Linked DNA regions of Homo sapiens: all the other regions are linked to region 1. Evidence: chromatin loops called from intact Hi-C (ENCODE). Cell type or tissue: sigmoid colon. All regions are shown on one strand. Links, peaks and the distances in the headings refer to the core of each region. The heading gives the core; the rest is flanking DNA.

Region 1 (7,643 bases), core at 1,734-6,733:
GGAGGAAGCAAGAAACGGATAGAGGGGAAGAGTGAAAGAGAGAGAAAAACCATAGAGTGAGGAGAAAGAGACAGAAAGAAAAATAAATCAGAGACAGACAGAATAGAGAAAGAAGAAGCATGACTCTGTGTGTGTGTGTGTGTGTGTGTGTGTGTGTGTGTGTTTGTGTGTGTGCATGTGTGTGTGTGTGTGGTGGGGGGATTGCTGCCCAGGGTCCCTGGTTTGGAAATTCAAGGGGGTTGCAATTCTGGAGTGTGGTGAAATGGCCTCAGGGTCTCAAGAAGCTAACGGCAGGCTCATGCCAGGCCATAATAACAGCCTCTCGGTGGCTCCAACCCACTCTGGCCTCTCAACTCCCAGGAACACTAAATTCACACAGGCGCAAAATGTAACCCTGCTTCAGGCCTCGCAGCCTAATAGCTACCGTTGTGTTTGCACTGCACCCGCAAGCATCACGGGCAATTAAGAAAGTCGTCCATTGCCATCGTGGGCTGCCATTTACGGGTTGGAGCCTGGAGCCCCTCCAGGCCAGTTAGCCCTCTGATGAGACACAAATGAGCAGGGAGGAGTGTTGTTTCCCTGGGAGAAGAACTCCTGCCATTAGCTGGCAGATCCCAAAGGGAGGCAAACAGAGGCTGCTGTGGGCTGATGGAGGGGGAGGTGGAGATGGAGATGGGGAGAGACCAGGAGCCCTGCTTGCACGGACAGACACGTGCACACACAGACACACCTTCTCACAGGCAGTTGTGTGCTAGCATGCACACTCATGCCACCCCATCTTGAACATAGACTGCAGACATGTTAGTGCATGCAACACATGTGGGGCATTCACACACTCATGTGCATGCACACACAAACACAACTTTATGCACATGCTGGCCAGCAAGTGTGCACATTCATGGGCTCACACAGGCATTCGTACCAAGTGTACATGTTATAGATATATTTATTTATGTAAATCATGCTCGCACACTAGCTGGCACTTTCAGAAACACAAATATGTGTACCCAGGCACATAGATAAAAGCCTGGATAAATCCAGGCTCATATACATAGGCACACACAGACAAACACATCCTAATCTTTTCATCTAAAATCCAAAAGCAAGACAGTTCCAAAGACCTTTAAAACATGCATACTCTAGACTTCCAACTTCTTTCCTGGCCATGAATAAGAATGGATTTGGGCACTGGGGCTGATTAATTTGTCCAGTAGAAGACAAAAAAGAGCTGGAAGAGAGTTGCCCTTTCTTTGTTCTGCTTTGAGCCATGGCCAAGGCCATGTATGTGGTTGAAAAATAATTGGTGGTGGACGGCATCTTTTCAGGACCCTACCACCAGCCATTTGACCTTGTTGCCATCCCAGGCGGATGATTTTTAGGCTCTCAGGAAAGAAAATTTCAAAATATTCTTGATCCCATGAAAGTAGAACTCACACCCCTCACATCCATGAAGTCTCTTCTCTTCGCTAGCCTGCTCAGCCATAAGGGGACTGGATTGAATGAGTAGAGGGCTGTGTATTGCGATTTGGTGATTTTGATTTTCTCATTTTTGAAATTGAGTTTAGAAGTGTTTTCATCCTTTTCTGAGGTTTGGGGTTTTTCCTCTCTCAACTGCCTTCCTCACCCCTATTTCCCGCACTGTTATTAGGGAAAGAAAATTGGAGACCGTGTCCATTTTGAGCACGTCTCCCAGAATAATTGTGCCGTGACACACGGGGAGCGCAAACGGAAAACAGGAAGCCAAGCTGCAAGGGCTCGTTTGAAACTGGCAAACTTTGCAGTCAAGTCTTCAGCCAGAAAATCCACAGATGGCAGCCATTTCCCACACCACTTCCCTCCACATCTGGTTCCAAATGGAGGCTGCCATAGGTCTGATCTGTCTCCTGTGGTGGGGGTGATGACCTTCCCCATCAGCCCCAAGACCAAGTTCAATGCATTTGCTGCTGGCTTCACATGGCCAATGCTGGAAGCAGCAGCCCCTGACCACCCTCAACTGCTGTGACCCATGGAGCTGGGGCTCCATGTGAAGCCTTCCATGGACATTTATTTTGGAGGCTTTTTGGCAGTTTTGGCAGATTTGGGTCAGAAGTGGCTTCAAGAAGCCTAATTTACTTAACTACTTTCATTGTACTTTAGTGTCCTCCTCATCTCAATCTTATAATTTCTCTTAATTTTCAATAAAATGTGCTGGAAAGATCAGATTATTGGGGTATGGGGCTGTCAGAGTGCTCTAATGAGTGAGTAAGATGTTGTAGAAGGATGCTGACAGCAACTGCAAGATGTTTGCAGCTCCTAGGTTGGCAGCTAGTGAAAAAGAAGTGGCAAAGGATGTCTTGGTGGGTGATTTTCCTCTAAAACAGGAGCTAGTAGCATGACCTCCCCAAGAGTCATTCTGTTGCTTAGAGGCAATGATAAGTATTTCACTATTTAAAGGGCTGTCCTCAGGGACAAGGAATCACGAGATTATTCTGTATAGCTGTAGAGGGCTATTATGGGCTGCACTGGTTTAGTTTTTCTGCATAACAAAACTCTACAAAACTTATTGACTTAAAACAACATTTATTTAACTCATAATTCTGAGAGCCAGCAATTTGGGCTGGGCTCAGCTGGGTGGTTCTGCTGACCTGGGCCAGGCTTGGCTGATCTCAGCTGGGGTTCATACATGCATCTGCAGTCAGCTGTCATGCTGGCTGTGGGTTGTCCCCAGGACTTGAGAGAGTAAGAGTCTAAGCTTAGGAAGGCCTAAGCTGGGATGACAGAGTTCTCCTCCATGTGTTAGTTCATCCTGTAGCAGACTATACTGATCTTGTTCTCATGCCAGTGACAGGGTTCAGAGTGAGAGAGCAGAAGTACGTGAGGTCTCTTGAAGTCTAAGTTCAGTAATGGCATGACATTACATTTGATCAAAGCAAGTCATAGATCAGTCCTGCAAAGTCACATGTTAAGGGCATGGATACAAGGAGGAGTGAAAAAGGGTGACCATTTTTACAACCTACCACTTGGGGGACACATTTTGACCTGATATTCAAAGCTCCTTCTAATGAGTTGAGCTGCTCAGCCGTGGGACAGATTGTCCTGCTGGCCATGGGCCTGCTGTAGAGGAAGGACTACCTCTCAGATGATCAGAATGGGACCACTGGGCTGCCAAAAGCCCTTCTGATTCCAAGTGTTTATTTACCAGGAAATTATTTTCACCTACCCAGAGTCGAAGATTTTCATAATTAAAGAATAGGAAAATTGGAATAATTTCCCAAATCCTTGACTGCCCCATTCATGGCCAAATTTCTTCACCCCCCACCCCCTGCCACCATTGCTGACCAGCCTCCTCTCTCTTCCATTCACTCATGTTGCACCCCCAAGTCCTGGCCTTGCCCACGTGTACCTCTGATCACATCCACCAACCTGTCTATGCTTAGTGTCTTGTTGGGGGTAGAGAGCAGAAGACAAAGGAGAAAGCATGCTCTTAAAGACAAAGGCTGCTGGACTCCGAATTTATATTATAGTCTCTAAAGAATGATGTGTGCTGGAGAAGAAAAAAGACACAGCACGTGCATATTTTTCAAAGAAATGCACACGTGCGGAGAGTGGAAAATTAAAGAAGCCAACAACCCAAACCGAAGTTGGTTCTGAAGGAGGGAGATATAAACTTGAGCTCCAGAGCTGGAGCCAAGACAGGAAGTGGGCTTGGCTTGCACGAGGTGCATATGCTGCATGGAAAACCACTCTACGCTGCTCAACTCCCTGTCTTCCTAATTCCCCTCAGCTTCCAGCCTCTGCTGACCCTGGGAACAATGCAGCACTGTGCTGAGACTGTGCCTTTTGTAATGGCCTGGGAGAGGAAGAAAGGAGAAACTGGTCTGGGCGTCTGCGTGTGTGAATCACCCGTGTCACATGGCCAGGCCGGCTGCAGCGTCTCCCCGGGTCTGCACAGGGCACACAGGGAGCATGGCCTGAGCCCATGCCTGGAGGCTGGTCAGCCAGCTGCAGAGTGCCCCACTCTGAACCACACAGCCAGGGAGAGGATGGAGAAGGGGGAAGGTCTGGTGCCATGAGGGCCTTGGAGGACATTCCTTGTTGCCGTGGGGGCAGGCTCTGGGCCCTGGATGTCCCCCGCAATCCCAGATCATTTGTGGAGATTGGGTCTGATGTTCGTGAAAGTCACAGACTTTTTGGTTCATCACTGAGACCTGCAGGACGCTGGCTTGTCTGTTGATTCAGGCAAGACACGTCTCCTTCAGTGTGGGGGCTTTCTCCAAGGACCAAAATATGTCCAGGGTATGGAGAAACCACCTTATTCTGGAGAAAAGAGGGTACAATGAGGTGGGCAGGAGCCAGGGCTGTTCTGTTTTCTAGAACCTTCTAAATCCTGGCTTTAGAGTCACAAGCAAGAGACGCTAAGGCAGGCTCCTCGGAGGGCAGGTTGGAAGATGGTTGGTGTCAGGACAAGAGGAAGATTCGGGCCAGACACCAAGAAAGGCCTGCGCTGTTTGAAGACAGAGCAGATTACTGAGGGTGGTTGCAGCACCCCCCCAATCCCTGTTTCTACTTGGAGAGGGCTTGCACTGCGTGGAGGCACGGGAATGGATCTGTGACCCTGGGCAGTCGGAATTAACCTGACCTGGCCAGCCGAGGTGCCTTCTCACAGACACCCTGCAGAGGGCAGTGTGGTACTGCGGGCAGGACTTTGTTGCCTCATCAACTTTTCTTTCCACCCTGCGGCCCTCCTAATCTTTTAAAATCAAAGCTGCTTAGACACAACCTGAGCGCTGCTTGAATGACATGGATTTAGCCTGGTGCTCTGGGCCCCCTTTGCTGAGGGAAGCCCTCCAGCCTTGGATGTGCTCAGAGAGCTTACCTAACTCTCCCCTCTGCCTGCTTCCAGGCCTTGGGGACAACAGCTAAAAGTGGCTGTGTAGATGGGCAGAATTTGGTTGTACATATGTAGAGCCTCAGGATTTTCAAAACACATTTTCATCTGCTCCTTGAACCCATTCTTAGAGGTGGATGGGATGCTCCGTTTTATAAGAGAGAATTGAGACCCAAAGAGAGGGGAAGTGACAGCTCACGGGGGCCCAGCTGATTCGAGGCAGAGACACGTGGGGGACCCTGGTCTTCTAACCCTCAGTCCAGTGCTCATTCTACCCCTTGCGAAGCCCCTGAAATGCAACCGGTGTCAGTCCCCTCCACCAGCCGACCTCCCCCTCTTTGTGGTTCTGTTTTCTCCCAGGTGAGGGGGGGTGAAGATGCCTCTGCTACTCCTAGATCCTTGAGCCACTCCCTGGCCAACTGTATGATCTCTGGTAAGTCCCCTCGCTGGGATTTGCTTTTCCTACCAGAACAATGAAGTTATTGGATCAGATGATCTCGAAGGTAGCTTGGAACCTTGACCTTTCCTGGTTCCATGTTTGGGCTGTGTCCCCAGTTACAAGTTATTTGGTCGAATTGAAGAATAGAACCTTGCAGGGTGGTGGGTGACAGATGCAAACTCCAGCTGTGAATCTGACCAGACTCTGTGCATTGAGCTGGTTGTTTTCATGTGGAGGGTGCAACCTTGTTCCCCAGGACTTGAGAGAGTCAGGTCAAACCACATGAGGACATTCTGCTTGCTGACAAATGGCATAGACGGTGGTGTCAGTGGATGTGAGTGACAGTCGTCAACTGTGCCCCACAGAGCTCCACACTGAGAGGCCGGTTGTCGGATGCTGGGGGGACAGTGCACTCTTCCAGGGCTGTGCTTCCTGCTCCATCTCCCTAGCAGCCCTTTGTATCCCCGGCAGTTGGGAGTCGGCACGAGCTCTGTTTCTGTGCTGGTTGCCTCAGCAGGTCTGCTGTTTTCCAGGAGGAGTGCATAGGAAAAAGAAAGAGCCAAACCCTTCAAGGCACACCCAGGGTCACAATTACAAGATATACTTTGGATGTGTGGGATGGGGAGGAGTGGAAGGACAGAGCAACATAGACAGAGCCTGAAAGTCAGAATTCCTTTTTGACATCATCAACCACCATTCATTGAGCACTGAGCATGTGCTAGGTACTATGTACCCACAACTGGGTACAACTCTTAATAATCTCATTTTACAGATGATGACATTGAGGCCCAGAGAAACTGTGTAACTAGTCCAAGATGGCACAGCTCAACAGAGGTAGAGTAGTGATGGCTAAGTGCACACCCTTAATTCCTCCTCTAGGCTCTATCCATCTCCCTGACTGAATTATCATCTTTATTATCTCACAAGAAATTAGGCATACCGCCTTAAAAGTAAGACTATGCTCATGAGTAAACTGAGGAAGAACATCTGCCATCTGTACTGTTCCCAGAAATCTGGGAGATGATCTGTTTTTCTTTCTATCTATCTATCTATCTATCTATCTATCTATCTATCTATCTATCTATCTATCTGCCATCTCTGAGTCTTCTCCAGGTATCCCACCAAGTAGGAAGTTGGCTATGATTTCCACATCCATACTCTTACATGTTCTTCTACGAAGTTCTGCAGAGTAGCAAGGGCTGGTGGTGTATTCCTGAGATGAGAAAGTAGAGACCCGGCAAAGGCTAGTGATTTACTCAAGGCCCCAGAGCTGGTTGGTGACTGGCCTAGAACAAGAACCCAGGTTTCCTGACTCCTGGTCATAGTGTCCTATTCACCATGAAAAGACTTCTGGGAAAAGAGATCTGACTTGGCCAGGGAGACCTGGGGATGCTGGCTTCCCAGCCATAGTGATCCTTGCCTGCAGGTGCTTTGAGTTCCTGGGGTTTCTGTGCTAATCTGTGCCCGGAGGCCCAGCCCTGCCAGGATCAGCCGAGGATTTGAGTCCTAATGCAGGTTCGGATGGGAGATTTTGTGGGATTCATCCTACATTTAAGGCCTGGTGTGGGTAGCCAGGGGCTTTCCCATAGAAACCACAGCTATGTACTGTGTCAGGGCTAACAGTCCAGGGGGAGTGCAAAGCTTTGTGCTGCAAACCAGATCTGCTCACCAAGCCATTGCTGCAGCCCTGCTGTCCTGGGGCAGCTGGAGACAGGGAGAGCCCATGGCAGGGAGCCTCTGGTGAAGGCTTAATGGCATTTGCATGGGGTTTCATACCACACAGGCATGGAGTGGCTTAGATTTCTGAGAAACCGTTCCACCCTGTCTGGATGGCTTAAGGGAAGCCTTTGCTGGAGGAAGGGACCTTGACACATGATTTTTAGAGAATTTTTTCTACTTAGGTTATTGCTTCCTCCCCCTAGTTTTGCTTTTCTGCTTAAAAAACTGGCATGGTTAAATGCCTGTAACGTAAAACTTCAACTCTTTACCTTGACAATAAGTTTACCTTCTTAGCTCATCTTTGCTACTCTCTTCCTCTGGCCCTGTCCTTTCTCTTGTTTCTATTTTCCTAACCCTATTGAACAATTGTGTAATCTTGTGTAAATCCCTTGTGTTACAGCCTGTAGTTGTTAGACAGAGCATAGATTTTCAACAGATCTGAGTTTGAATCTCAGCAGGCAGTCTCCAGCCTGATGTGTGAACTTGGCCAAGTCACTCAATCTTTCTGAACCTTGATTTATTGTTCTATAAAATGGGAGTAATGACATCTAACTCTCCTAGGTGTTATGGAGGTCTAAGGGGGACCTGTAAGTTCTTAGAAAAGTAGAGAGTCTCTGA
Region 2 (7,643 bases), core at 1,309-6,308, 470 kb after region 1:
GGGCTGTTGAAGTACAAATCTAGAGCCTGGACCAATAACATAACCAGATACCATGTGAAACTTTGTTTTCAAGAGATGCCTTAAGTCTGTGTTGTAGTAGACTTTGGGCTGAAGAGACAAAATCCGATTTTATCCACCAAGGTTCTCTCTATTTGAAATATCTTCTTCTCAACATCTGATACTGACTCCTCAATTTCAGCCAGTTCTAAAAGGCCTGTACCTACCCTGATTCAATGTACACCCTCCCTATTCTACCACAGTGGACTCTCAGTTATCTACAGGAAGCCACTTTCTCCACATCTCTGACCAGGGCTGGTATGTGGTATTAGGACACAATGTAAAAAATGCATTTATTATATGCTATTTTAGTTGCTTCTCTCTTAGTATAAATCCAATCTTATTTAGGTTACAAGATTCTAGAAGGCAGGCCTTATATGCTCTGTATTCCACGTAGTGGAAATACTTCTAATTCTGTAAATGATTTCTTAAAAGTCATACTGAGCCAAACACTGTGGAAAGTGGTAGATATTATGGCCTCTGCGCTAAAGGACTTTACAGAGACTGGCCCTTCTCCGTCTTGGAAGATTGTCCTTTTTGACCTTGAGGGAAGCTCCAGAGACGGCCTATGGCATGGTGAGGACAAAGAGGGCAGTCATAGCAGCTGGCCAGGCCATCAGGGAATCCACCTTGCAATCAACAAGGTGACACAAGTCCCATTCAAATTATCCTCACAACCTTTTAGTTTTCTAGCCCTGGAGCTCTCTTCATCTGTCATACTTGGTTTTGACTACATAGTAACTGCCACAAGAATGGGAAATAGTAAAAAGAGATGGACCTCAGAATCAAAAGTGATTGAATTCAAATTTAATTCGGCCTAAATATAGCTAATGAAATGTAGTCACTAATTTTGCAAGGTTGACCAGTCTCATATAGTCCTAATATAAATACAGGAGAGTTGTTTGGATCAGGGGATTGTGTTGCCCTGATCATTTCCTTGGCTTTCTCCCTTCCCTCACTGGCTGCTTCCTCACTGCAGATTTGCCCAACATACATGCATAGACACCACACAGAGGATACCCTTTCTTTCTCCCACTTGTCAGCTAAACCTTCTCCCTTTCCCTGAAGTGATTCTCTACCATCACCATCTCTCAAAAATCATGCTAAGTTGCAACAATTGTTTTTATTTTGTTCCCATAAATGAGATATTAACAGTTCAGGTCTCTAAGGTCTTTCATTTCAATCAATAATACATATTCCTGAAATTCTAAATATAAGTGGCCTCTGACTTTACATTTCTCAAGTCTTAGACAAGTATGCATGCAGTCTATAAACAGACTATGTGTGTGTATGTGTCAGAGAGACTACACGTGTGTATGCATATTATATACATGTATGTATTGAGAGACAATGACACATATGATCAGTCAAGAGTAGAAATATATTTTCTTCTACTCCTTCACTCTCCCACCACTTTTGTCTCTGGGACAAAAGCTTTGCCTCCATCCCCGCTTGCTCACATCCACCCCTCCCTTCTTTCACTCTGACTTCTAACCGTTTTTCTCCCCATTAACGCCCCCCACCTTCATTTTAAACCCAGTTTTATCTGGATCCTCTCAAGGAATTGCACTGTGATAGTCAGTGCAGAGACCCAGCCTCCAGGCTAAACTCTGGTGTGTCATTTAGTTACTAAGGACATTAATCTTCCTCCTTAGTTCTCTCTTAAGGATTATTTAAATTGGGCAGATTGAGAATCCATCTATTTCTTTAAAGTCCAGTCCATGAATAGCTGTTAACACAATGCTAGAGTTTAAGGCATTAAGCATGTACCTGCAAGTACTTTGCAGTTCTTCATTTCCTTCCCTCTGGGAGTGCTTTCCAGTAGACAGGGGGAGGGGAGGGAGCAGAGCCTAAGTAAGCTGATTTATCTGGAAAAGCACTCCTCTCCATCTTTGCCATTTTAATAAAGCTTAGCTTGGGGAAAGATTTGGAGGCCTTCAGGAGCAGGTCCGTTAAAACAATTGAGGAGTGTGTGAAACACAGCTCAGGCTCTGCATCCCAGTCTTCAAACTGACGTCACCTCATAAATCCACAGGCACAGCCTGGACCCATCAGCGAGCTGCTTTTTCAGGAGATTAATTATTTGTTCAGACAGGGGTCAGGTGGAGGGTCTTTGAAAGATTCCTTCAGTGTTTTGCCCCACCCCCCTCTCATGGGGGTGAAAAATGGAACTCTCTGTACAGCCAAGATGTAGAAAGAACACTGCGTGCAGAATCAGAAGGGACGTGTGCAGCGTTTGACCCACACTGCCCAATTAAGACAAGAGGGGACTGAGGGGCCAGAGAAGTGAAGGGGCTGTGCATTGGCTCTCCTTACCTTGCTGTCCTAAGGTTATAGGTTTCCAATTTGTCCCCAGGGCAGACTTCAGTAAGGCTGAAAATGCAATAAATTGAGAAAGGCATGGCGTTAGGGGAAGCCATCTGACAGAAGGACATTTGGACAGTGTCTGCAATCCAAGGGGGTCATGGAGGCTCTGGGAGGCCTCACTGTCAGCCCTGGAGCAGAGGTTTCTTTCCAGGAAGTGCCGGGCTTTGCACATCAACCACCTGGATATGTCTCTGGGGAATCACTTAGACACACTCAAGAACAGCAATCACTTAACAAAAAGCAGAAGAGAGGGAAAAAGGCTGAGGTGCAGCAGTTGTCAAATGCATGAGAGTTTCCAGAAGGAAGATTGCAAAGGCTCTGTACTCTCAGGGCAAGATAATGGGAAGGGAGATTTTCTGAGAAAGGGGGTAGGGATTGATTAAACTGGAGTTAGTCAGAAAGGTACTCAAATTTTGTTCACCCATTTTAGGAAAGTTTTAAACAGTGGTTTGTTAGTAAATGGTTAAAAACTGTTCGTGGCGGAGGTGGGAGGTCGGTGGGGTGGCTGTTCTACTTATCATCTGCTGATTTCTGTGGTGTAAATACTCCCTTTGACCCTGATTTCAAGCACCAATGTGAGGTCACTGAATGTGGAGTTGGGAAGAGATGGGAAAAATAGGCTCTTCTGAGCTGGTGCAAGCTGGCTCCAGCTCACCCCTGGTTGTAATAAATATGCTAACAGGGTTCCTAAAGAATGTTCTCAATTCTCGTGCCCTAAGAGGCTACATGGTCCAGCTAAAGGTGCTGGAAGCCAGTCCTAGTGTCAATTTCTTCCTGCCATCCAATCCCAGCTATCAGTTGACAATTTGTGCACTTTTCTCTATTTCCATAAAAAGTTGAAATATTAAACAGTGCAAAATAAAGAAGTCTTGTTATCCCCTGCAATTACAAATGTATAAAATTTGACATCCTCAATTCTCATCATCATTTCTCTAATAGTTCTTGTCTTTGATAAGGCACAGGATTGGGTTGTGTTGTCAGTGAGCAAAAAGAGGAACTGCAGACTGCAACTGTTGGAACTGCAACTAGTGTGCGGTCCCCTATTTGAAGACATGGAAAGAGAAAGCCTAGCTCTTCTTTCAGCTACAGGGCCTGATCTGCGCAGCCTGATGGGAATCAGAGAGTTCTGGAACGCAGCTCCTTTCATAGCCCTTGGCTCCTCTGCACGCCCCAAATAAACACAGATTGTCAGTAGTGGTTTCAGATGAATACCCCTGCAAATGCTGGCATAGCAGGCTGGGGCAGCCACGGGTCTTACCCTCCAGGGAGGGAGCCCGGAGCAGGACTGCCACGCAGAGATGCAGTTGAAGAGGGGAAGGGGAGGGGGTCTATGAAAGCCAATGGCAGAGCCCTGTGGTTTGGCAGTTGGCCTGGGAGCCCTGGAGCCTTCTGGGAAAAAGCCAGGAGGGGAGGACAGAGTGAGGGAGAAGGGGTGGGGGAACTGCTTCTCAGGGTTGGGCTGGCTGCTGCGCCTGTCAGGGCCAGAATTGTCGGCTCTCTTCTGGAGTGACTTACTACATACAGAGAGGAGGAAAATGAACTAAGGTGCACTGGGCAAGTCACAGCCAGGATTTCCCTCCAATCTCACAATAGGGCTATGAGGCAGATTTTCATCACCATTTCTCAAATGGGGAAACTGAGGCCCCACAGGTAAGAGGATTGGCCTGTGCCACACTAATATTAATGGCTAAAGGTGAGATTTGATTTCACCCTTTCTGCACCCAAGGCCCTGATCTCCCCTTGGTTTTATGCTCCTTTTTGGCACCTCTACATCAAACCCTTTGGCTCCACCAGCCAATCTAGTGTGACACTTATTTGTCTGATTTTAGTTTGTTTCACCGTTTTGTAAACAGGTCCCTTGGTTGTTGAAGGGGCTGTCCAGGCTGACTGTGGTGGCCCCCTGTGAGGACAAGGGAAGGGACTCTTGGCCTCCAGCTTGTCTGTGTGGCCAGGATCGATGTGCTCCTGGAATCCACACCAGAGAATCTTAGCTGTGTCGGCACAGCCAGGACGTAAGTGCCATCCTCCTGCCAGAAGATTGTTAATAACACCAACAATTTCTTCGACTTCTGGCTGTGGATACCAGCAGCCTGTGTTAAGTCAACTGTGTGTCCTCACTAGCATGTTGGCGCGGGTCAGCTGCTCAGTCATAAATCCAGACATGTCTATCTATCTGTCCATCAGTCCTTGTGGCCACACTGCCCTTCAGATCTTTCCTGCACAAACATGAAACTTAACACGAACTCCTCACAAGGGCACTCAGCCCTTGGCTTTCACTTGGAATAAACAGGCAGGTCTCTAGATGCAAACACCCTGCCCAAAGTGAAACGCAGCCAGCACGGCCACCTGCTCCCTCCCCTCTTGCACTCCTCACACTTTCTGGGTCCCTCCCCACTGCCATTTTGTTATTCTCTATTCAAATGTCAAACACTAAAGTTCCTAGTTGTTTTAATAACTTCTGCTGAATTTCTACAGTTTTAATAAAGTATTCTGTTTCCATTATTGATAAGATGATGGCTTTCCTGGCTGGGAGAGTCAGTAAGAGATTTTTCTCTCACTTGAGCAGGTCTATTTTATCATCTTGCAAATAGGAATACTGTACATGGACTTCCATAGATGACAGTGATGCTACCACCCACTAATAATGATAATAAATGTTAGCTGCTACTGCAGCCACTGCTACAGCAGCCACTGCTACAGCTAACGTTTATTGAGCACTTACTATGTGCTGGGCAGTATGTATTAAATGCTTTATAAAGATTAAGTATTTGATCCTCACAATAACCCCATGAAGTAGAGCCCGTTATTTTCTCCATTTTCGTAAGAAGAAAATGAGATTCAGATGAGTTAAGTTGCAACTTACTTAAGTTTCCAAAACTAATAAATAATAAATCTGGTGCCAGAATTTGTTTTTGACCACTTTTCTATAGTGATATGAACCCCAAATATGCATGTGTATGCATGTACAAAATTAAGCTTCACTATATAAAGTGGTCATTTCAAAGGTCAGAAACTGTTCAATATCAGCAATTTCATGATTCAACCTAAAACACTTCGGCCAGAATTTTCTGAATGTGGCCACCAGACTTGATTATCCTTAGACTTTGGTGCCTTTCCTAGAACAGGCCCTCAGTCAGTAAATGTTTTCTGAGCATAAGAGTGAGGAATTGAGTGGGTGCAGGAATGACAGAGAGGGGTGTGAATGATCACAAGCAAAGGCAAGTTTCAGTTGCAGGGGGAATGAGTTTCAGGGGGCACAGCAAAGGGTGTGGGCATGTGCGTGTGTACATGTGTGTCCAAGGACCTGTGCCAGTGGTGGGTGGGTGCAAGCCCCTTTAAAAGCTACACTCTGTTATTATCTTCCCTGTGGAGTGATGTGACTACTCACGTTTCCATCCATCCTATATTTCTCATGGCTGCCACAACATAGTACCTTCAAAAGAAATAATCGAATAGACATTCTTTTGAAGAAAGTGTTATAGGCTTAGCCAACTCCCATAACTCCTTTCTAATACCAGTAACCTAGGTTGAGAGGGTGTTGGTTTCAATTCAATGGGAATTGATTTGAGAGCGAATCATCCCGTGGTCAGAGCCCCCGGAATCAATCTGTCCTCTCATCTCACTTTTGCTTTCTCTTTCTTCTCATTATCTGTTAGGATGAAAGTAGTGTAAACCTGATTCTCCTTTGTAATCTCCACAGCTCAGGGGACCTGGTAGGGAGGGGAGGCCGGAGGTGCTGGAGAAGAGTGTGAGGGAGAACGAGGAGCCTTGGGGTGGGCACCAGGCTCTCTGGGAGGAAGGCGCATCGGGAAGGCAGGTGCAGCCCAACCTTGCCAGATGGGATGTTCAAGGCACCCAAGGAGCAAGGACACCAAACCCTAAGATCCAGAAAGCAGGAAGGCAAAGCTTAGAGCTTCATTTATCTTCCCTGGGACGCCTTTGGACATGATTCAGGAAAGAGAAGGAATAAAGTCAGCACAAAGGTGTGAAAGGTGGGTCAGATACCAAGGGGGAGCAATATGTAACAGAGGACGGAAAACATACCCTCTGCTCACCCCTGCAAAGCAAGGTCACCATATGCTTTAATTTTGTGTCGCACACTTCTGTCTATAAAAATGTTTTTAATACATCTGCAAATAAATGGATGTTAATATTTGAATAATATACACATTTAGTACCATGACGATATACTATGTACATTATGAAACAGACGCAAAAATATAAATTAAAAATTGATAAGATAAAAATAAGTAAGAAAAGAAGTTATATTTTCTTTCCACACTCCCAAGGAATCATCTCATGTACCTCTGAGGTGAACTCACATCGTTCTGCAGGCCTTTGGGTTAGAACAGTGCTGCCAATAGAAATATAATGCAAATTGCATATGTAATTTACATTTTTCTAGTAGTCTCATTTTAAAATGTAAGAAGAAATAAATGAAATTCATTCTAATAATACATTTTAATCTAACCCAATATATCCCAAGTACCATTATCTCAATGGGTAATCAATATAAAATTATTAACGAGAGATTTAAAGTTCTTTATTTTGCAGCAAAGGCCTCTAAATTTGGTGTGTATTGTAAACTTATGTCACATCTTCATTTGGATAGCCCACATTTCAAGGGTTTGTCAACTACATGTGGCTAGTGTCTACTATATTAGATGGTATGGGGTTGAAGGACTATGATACCAGGAGGAATGGGAATCCTAGGGGACACTGAATTTCTGTTTGCGGTCAAGGCTGAGAACGTTAGAATAAGGATGCCTAATGCACCATTGCCAGCACTGGAACTGTAATCTTCCAGTTCCTTTAACCAGATGGCCTTAAAATAAGCACATTACTCAGGTTGCAGAGTAACATGATTCCATGAAAAAGGAACTATACATAAGTACATAAACGTATGAGCATAGCAAAAATATGCATGAACATACATTAACAATGAATACTGATCACCTTGAGGATATGGAATAGGAGGACAGTGAGCAGCAGAGTATTAAAATTGTCTACGTATGTATCTATATAGTTTGAGTTGTCAAAATCTGTATTTATTTTTAAAATATTCTAAAGGACAATAATTTTCAAGCGCGTGTATTTTTTTTTCAGAAAGTATGCAGGCTGAATCCTTATTGATAAAATAATATTTCCTTCAGCTATGGAAACCTAAACCTACTGTAGAGTCAACGTTTTTCTCTTATTGAATGAAAGAGTCTTCTGTC
Region 3 (7,643 bases), core at 1,309-6,308, 63 kb after region 1:
CACACAGTGATTTCCAGAGAAAATCAAGTATCACATGAGGTAGGGCCCCTTCCTCATCCTTGAGCCTCTGGGGCTATGGCTAAAGTTTCCATTGAGATGCCTGATCTTCTCCTGGGATCTTCCTCCAGTCTCATGCATAAGTCTGGTCCCAGAGCTAGGGGTTATCTTGAGCCACGTTGGCTACATGAAGCTGTTTTCTCTGTATGCTCTGATCCAAGTGAGGTACTGAGATCCATGGTGGAGCTAAAGGACTGTGGGGGACATAGAAGCGGGTCAGGGTTGGTAGAGGAGACTCAAAGCTAGTGGAGCACCATGAAGCCTGTGTCTTTGGAGTCTGACAGATCCAGGGATTAATCTGACAATGACCACTTGCCAGCTCTGTGACCCTGGGCCATTCGTTTTATTTCCCAGCCTCACTTTCCTCATCGAGAGAAGTTGTTAACCCTCTGGTGATAAAATTTCACCTACTTTTGAGAGTGGCTAGGAGGACGAAAGAAAAACATTTATGTAAGGCTTTCTCTCATTTCCTAGTTCACGCTAGACATTCAATTCATGAGTTTCCTTTCCTCCTCCTTCTTTAAAACTTCTGGGATGAAAGGTAAAGAATAGAGAGCCATCCTGGAGAAAGAAAACCAAGGATGATTTGGAAGTGACCTTGACATACAGGAAGGACCCACACATATGCGTATCATGCCCTGAAGAAGAGAGAGCAGCTGCGGCCATTTCAGGAAGTAAAGAATTTTGTGTAACTGCAAACACACAGAGCCAAGGTGTGGGGTGGTAGTGACAAAGATTATATTACCTGCAGAATTATCTTTCAGCCCATAGATTGCCAGGCTTGGATAGGCACCAAGGAGTCCCTCCTCGCACTTGTCTCCTTTTCTCTTTTCGTCCCTACTTTGGGGCACTCCCTCTGACTCTCTCCCCACCCTTCCTGGCCACTGTGAGTCAGAGAAGCCCTCCAGACCTCTGTAGAAGTAGGTGGTGCTAGTTCAGGTTTCTCAGTGTGGAGCACAGATTCCACACGTAAGCCTTTCCCTTGCTAATACTGGTGACCTCTCAACATGACCTCACAGAGTTCATACGCCAAAGGAATTTCTTCTCAGATAGGTAAGGAGGGGGAGCCAAAGGAGTGAGAGGACCATCAGTCCTGATCTATCACATTAAAGGATGCCCCAGTAACCACTTATGAGACTCCATAGACTTACCTCATGAAGTAGCTTTAGGGATTTAGGCTAGACATAAAGAACATTCTAATAATGAGGGTTAAAGCTCTTGATCAGGTGAGCAATGCAAATTTCACACCCCTTTCAACTTACTACATTTTAAAAAAATAGAAAAGAAGATACCTTTAAAAAAATCGTCTTCTAAAATCAGGGAGATGGGAGACAGAAGCCCTCAAGACACTTTTTTCTCTAAGCTTGCGTAAATCAGTTCAGCTATGTCTGGGTCTAATGGGATCTCAGGTAGGGCACTGCATGAGCACTCAGGTAGGGATTCAGTTCCTTCTGAGCCCCATCCTTGTGCTTCCCCAATCCCTTCCACACATGGACCCAGACCCAGATTTGCAGCATGGGTTCTCTCCTGCCTGTGTTTTGCAAAAACCCGCCTTTGTTCTGGTGCCCACTCTCAGCTTTCTGTGAGAACAAAGAGGAAGTCCAGCTACAAACTGTCCTCTTGCAAAGTAATTAAGTTCATGGCATGGGGGCTGGTGCTCTTCAGGGCTGGCCAGCATGGGAGGGTTGGAGCCTACAATAGGTCTGCCAGGAGAGACCTGCTGGTTCTCACGTCCTTCCAGCCCCTAGTGGAGGTGGTGCTTCCACACGTAGTTGCCCAAGTGGTGACGTTTTGGGCACAAGGGACTCATGAAGTGTCCTGGGTCATGCTGGCACAGTTCACAGAGCCACGACTTCCTGGCTCCATTGGTCACTGGGATACTGCAGCCTCATCCACACGTGGCAGTAGAGGGTGTTTAAGGAAGGGCTTTTTTCACTCAGAACCTATGAGTCAGCTCATAAAAGAGAAGGCTGGGTTGCCAAGGGCATGTTTTCGGGGAGGAGAAAAAGAGAGGACTTAGTTATTCTTTACAGAGTGGATAGGAGCCAAAAAAGTTCTTTCTTCACTGAAAGAATAGAGAGACTTAAAAAAAATAAAAAAGGAAAGAATTTAAGTTAGAACTGAGATCTAAGATGTTTCAGCCCTAGGACCAAAAATAGAGAAATAGGTTGGATTTGTTTTTTGTGGATATTCTTCAGAATGGACTAGAATGGATATTTGATAATCCTAGCTAAGGGCAGCAAAATGCACTGGATGTGTGATGTACAAGATACTTGCCATAGGCAACAGATCAGAAGTAGTCCGGGGTGGAGGACCATGGCATCTTCTAGAATCTCTGCTATGGATTAGAAGTATTTTAGCAATGTTTTCTCTGGAGGCTGCAACCAGAGCCCACAAAGGGATTATTAGAAGGAAGGTTTAAGCTGACTAGAGGGAAAAACATTTGAATAATTAAAGCTGTCTAACAGTGAAATGGACTGTTTTACTAAGGCAATAAACTTCTGAATTCAGGGGGTATTTAAATCAAGGATTCAAATCTGGAATCCTTTGGAAGGTTTTTTCCTACATTGGAAGGGTGAAATTGATGCCCTTTACAGTGCTAAGGGTGAAATTGATGCCCTTTACAGTGCCCTTTAGCACATTTCTTATTCATCTATTTACCTCTAAAGGTTAATGCACTTAGAGCTATAATTCATTTTGATTGAAAAGCTGCTCCATTAGGCTAGGGTTTGTTCATTAATTTACTTATCCTTTGAACACCTACGGGTACCAGGCCTGGAGATACAACAATGAAAAAGACATGGCGACTTTGCATATGGCAGGTTCTTGGTATATTGGGAAGGCAGAAAGGAAACATAAATTGCAACTCGGCATGACAGGGGATGAAATAGAAGCACCAAGAGCTGTGGAAACACAGAGAAGGGAATAAAAAGCATCTCCCTCTCTCCAGGGGAATAGGAGAAGGCTTTTTAGAAAAAGTGACTTTTCAACTGGCAGCTTCCTCCCAATCTAATTCCATTCCACTCCAGTCCTGATAGGCTCACTGAATGTCTACTATGCGAAAGGCAAAGAGAATAAATGCAAGCATGCGTTATCTAAAGAGCTATTCAGCTTCAGATGCAAGTTCATATTTGTGCCTTGGGACGGGAGACACATATGAAAAAAATCTGGTCTTTAAGGAGCTTCCAGTGTCACAGCAGCCCTTCCTTCTAGGCTATGTGTCCCCTACTCTGGTGTAGAATTTAGATCAGAAAGGGGGTAAATTGGGTGGACATTTCAAAGCATGGTTTCAAAGGGCAGCAGTGGAGAATTTGTTTCTGTGGCTCCCCTGCTTTTCCTTGGAGTGGAGGTGGTACTCCAATGTGTGGTCGTCCCAGCGATGCCACTGTGGGCATAGGGGACAAAACATACTCTGCTGGGTCTTCATAGCTCCAGTTTGCAGCCCTAGGTGAGGTCTGTTGAATGCCAGCAGGAGGCAGGGAGACACGTTTTGTGATTTGCTTCTCCTCTGCATGTGGCAAAAGGTAGGCAAGGCTCAGGTGCTGGACGGAGGAAGACAGAAATCTATGGCTCATACTGTGGTATCATTACCATTGGGATGATGGAGAAACCCCAGGTAGCTCCAAACGTGTTGGTGTATAAATCAGCACCCAGCTATGAGACAAAATATCTGGTGTGGTTTTTAACAGAGGTAATTTAACCTAAAGAATTGTTAACTAGGGATTGAATGTTCAAAGGGAACCCTAAGACATCACAGAGTTGGCCGGGTGTGGTGGCTTAAGCCTGTAATCCCAGCACTTTGGTAGGCCGAGGCAGGCGGATCACTTGAGGTCAGGAGTTTGAGACCAGTCTGGCCAAAATGGTGAAACCCTGCCTCTACAAAAATGCAAAAAACTAGCTGGGCATGGTGGTGTGCGCCTGTAATCCCATCTACCCAGGAGGCTGAGGTGGGAGAATTGCTTGAACCCGGGAGGCGGAGGTTGCAGTGACCCAAGATAGTGCCGCTGCACTTCAGCCTGGGTGACAAGAGCGAGACTCCATCTCAAAAAGAAAAAAAAAAAAGACATCACAGAGTAGCAACTGCAAGGAAGGGGTACCATCCTTAGGGCCAGGGAAAGAAAGAAAGACGTTGGAATTATTACCAGCTGATGCTGGTCTCCCAGAGGAAGATAATGAGGATGGTACTTTGGGTGATGGAAAAAAGTGGCTGCTACTGGAATGAAATGCAGCTGCCAGGGTGAACGTGGCCCGGTAACACCTCCAGAAACGAGAAGCAAGGAAGTGGAACAAGAAGCAGACAGAAGGGAGCAGGCACCTTCTCCCCTCTTCCAGCCTTGCAGTCTCTCTCTCTAGTGCCCTCTATTGGCAGACCTTAGCAGGAAACTATTAGGCACAGCAGAAATGTGGTTTGCTGGGTCCCAGCTCAGGGACTCATAAAGTCAAGAATAGAAGGACGGATTTGCAGTTGAAGTCATTAGCTTAATAATTAGCTCAGTTGAACTGCTGGGGGAGGTGTCAGACCAAGGAATTTGCCAAAAGAAGCCAGGTTGGCTTCTGAGTTAGTTAAGGGAATACTAGCTACTGAATCAGACGCAAGCTCAAAAATGTATATGAGCTCAAATACAACTTTTTTTCTAGCTCTTATAAAGCCCAATATGGGTGTTTCTGATCAGTGGGTGACTCTCTAGGCAGTGATTCAAGGATCCAAGTTCTTTCCATTTTATGGCTTTGCAACTTCAAGTCTTCCAAGTTTGCATATTCATCTTTATTAAAACAGCAAAAGAGGACAGACCATGAAGTACATGAGGTTTTCATGTGCCAGGCCTAGAGGTGGCACCTTTGCCCACATTCCATTGGACAGAACTCAGATATGTGCACATAGCTAACTGCAAAGGGATGCTGGGAAACGTAGTCTAGCTGTGTGCCCAGGAAGATGTGGGAAAAGGAGAGATAATTGGCCAGTTCTGCCACATGTTCGGCTGACCCTACATAGGTTAGCTTTTCAGCAGTACTTTCCTATGAACACAGGCTGACCTTAGCTCATTCCACAGGTGTCTTCAAGAAAGAGGAGCTTGAGGATGTGGGAAAGATTGTATGAGGAAATGCCCTCCAAAATCATAATTTGTTCTTTGCTTCAATAAAACACGGGCTTGTGTTCTCATAGTGTTTTTGATTTTAAAAAGTTTTTCCTTTCATTCCAGTTCATTCCTGGGAAGAAAAGAGGGTGGTAGAGGAGATTCTTTCCAACTCTTTTTGCCTTTTTTTGTTTTTAATTAATGAACTAATTCACATTCACTGTCAAGAAAAATAAAACAACAAAATTCAAAGAATATACGTAAGATGAAAACGTATTTCTGCCATTTTTTGCTTGCCTTTTGATTTTGCTTGTGATGTCTTTGTATAGAAGTGTTTTATATTGTACTGTTGTAAACTTTATTCATTTTTTGGTTATGTCTTTCCCCTTCCCTATTCCAAAGTCATAAACACATTATCCGATATTTTCTTCCAGTATTTTTACGTGTACATTGTTTAGATTTTTAATCCATCTGGACTTTATTTTTGTGAATGGCATGGCATAGAAATTTGATTTTGTTTAGTGTTTTAGCCAGATGACTAGTTAATTGTCTATATATTACCAAATACTATACCCTTCTCCAGTTATTTGAAATGCTACTTTTATCATATCTTAATTCCTTTCTATGCATGGTGTATTAGTTTCTATTGCTGTTGTAAACAGTTACACAAACTTAGCAGCTTCAAACAACACAAATTTATTAATTACAGTTATGGAGGTCAGAGTCTAAAATCAAGGTGTTGTCAGGGCTGTGTGGAGGCAGCCATCTGGGGGCTCCAGGGGAGAATCCGTGTCATTCTGTCTCCAGCTGGCCACATTCCTTTGCTTAGGGCCCCCTTACATCTTCAATTCATCAGTGGTTGGTTGTCTTTCTTAGGCTGTATCACTCTGAAGCTGACTCTCATGATGACCTCTTCCATTTATGAACCTTTGTGATTACATTGGGCCCATGTGGATGATCCGTGATAATTTCTGTCTGTTTTCTGTTGCTTATAAGAGAATACCTAAAACTGGGTAATTTATAAAGAAAGAGACTTTATGTCTTACAGTTATGGAGGCTATGAAGTCCAAGGTTGGGCAGCCACATCTAGTGAGGGCCTTCCTGCTGGTAGGGACTCTCTTCAGAGTCCCAAGACAGCACAGGACATCACATGTCCAGGGTGCTAAGCATGGTAGCTCAGGTCTCTCTTCCTGTCCTCATAACGTCACCCGTCCCACTCTTGTGATTCCTCAGTAACCCATACCTCATTAATCCATGAAGGAATTACCCAAACACTTCTTGTTTTTTTTTTTTATTATTTTATTTTATTTTATTTTATTTTTTGAGACTGAGTCTCGCTCTGTTGCCCAAGCTGGAATGCAGTGGTGCAATCTCAGCTCGCTGCAGGCTCTACCTCCCAGGTTCAAGCAATTCTTCTGCCTCAGCCTCCAGAGTAGCTGGGACTACAGGCTCCCGCTTTGTATTTTTTAGTAGAGACGGGGTTTCACCGTATTAGCCAGGATGGTCTCGATTTCCTGACCTCGTGATCCGCCCGCCTCGGCCTCCCACAGTGTTAGGATTACAGGCGTGAGCCACCGTGCCCGGGCCAAACGCTTCTTAAAGACTCTGCTTCTCAATTGACTGCCACACTGGGGTTTAAATTCCAACATGCAATTTGGAGGGGACAAGCATTCAAACCATAGCAATCTTCCTATCTTAATCAAGGTCAGCAGATTGATTCCATCTGCAAACTTGATTCCTCCTTGCCATGTGTTATGGACTGAACTGTATTCCCCTGTCCCCTCCAGTTCATACGTTGAAGCCCTAATCACTGGTATCTCAGAATGTGACTGTATCGAAGGATAGGGCTTTTAAAGAGGTAATTATGGTAAAATGAGGTCGTATGGATGTGCCTTAATCCAATCTGACTGACATCCTTATAAGAAGAGGAAATTTGGACTCATGAAGAGACATCAGGGATGTGCATGTACAGAGGAAAAGACCATGTGAAAAAGCAGCAATAGGGCATCCATCTGCAAGCCAGTAAGAGAGGCCTCAGAGAAAAAGCAACCCTGTTTGTTCCTTGACCTTGGACTTTCAGCTCCAGTACCGTGGGACAATAAATTGCTGTTGTTTAAGCTACCTGGTCTGTGGTATTTTGTTACGGCAGCCCTGGCAAGCTAATATACCTCATAGCCTAACATAATCACAGGTTCCAGGAACACCATCTTTGGGAAGCTATTGTTCTGCCTATGACACATTAGTTGATTTGTAGGTTTTCTATTCTGTTGCATTGATCTACTCACTTATCCCTGAGCTAATACCATGTTTCTACAATTACTAGGGTGTTATTTTGTTTGGTAGGGTGAATGTCCTCTTTTGCTTGTTGTTTTCATTCGCCTGCATTTATTCTTGCATATCAATTTTAGAATCATCTTGTCAAGTTTCCTAAAAATAATCATTGCAATACATTTATAGATTGATCTGGGATTTACCTTTACATGAACACATATTTTCCCATTTAGTGAGTCA

What was found. Hi-C counts contacts between places; a loop is a spot of excess contacts. Peaks named below come from ENCODE experiments on the same cell type or tissue, not always from the same donor. Only the 100,000 strongest peaks of a DNase experiment are listed, where the experiment ranks them.
Region 2: a loop joins it to region 1, with 2.5 times the contacts of the local background. A loop is called at or near these places in 3 of 110 quality-filtered maps.
Region 3: a loop joins it to region 1, with 2.3 times the contacts of the local background. A loop is called at or near these places in 48 of 110 quality-filtered maps.

What each region holds. Positions count from the first base shown.
Region 1 is chr2:217,710,686-217,718,328 of GRCh38, reverse strand. All of the region lies in intron 2 of DIRC3 (disrupted in renal carcinoma 3), which reads left to right. Among named protein-coding and RNA genes, the nearest start is that of DIRC3, 76 kb to the left of the region's middle. RefSeq lists an enhancer at 4,555-4,604. In sigmoid colon, for the core only: a CTCF peak has its summit at 4,653 (motif pointing right); DNase peaks (open chromatin) are centred at 3,888 and 4,648; H3K27ac peaks cover 1,537 bases.
Region 2 is chr2:217,244,649-217,252,291 of GRCh38, reverse strand. It overlaps the pseudogene RN7SKP43. Among named protein-coding and RNA genes, the nearest start is that of DIRC3-AS1, 34 kb to the left of the region's middle. In sigmoid colon, for the core only: no CTCF peak of the experiment used is centred there; DNase peaks (open chromatin) are centred at 2,171, 2,561, 3,811 and 4,481; H3K27ac peaks cover 1,452 bases.
Region 3 is chr2:217,647,714-217,655,356 of GRCh38, reverse strand. All of the region lies in intron 2 of DIRC3 (disrupted in renal carcinoma 3), which reads left to right. Among named protein-coding and RNA genes, the nearest start is that of DIRC3, 140 kb to the left of the region's middle. In sigmoid colon, for the core only: a CTCF peak has its summit at 4,414 (motif pointing left); a DNase peak (open chromatin) is centred at 1,956; H3K27ac peaks cover 539 bases.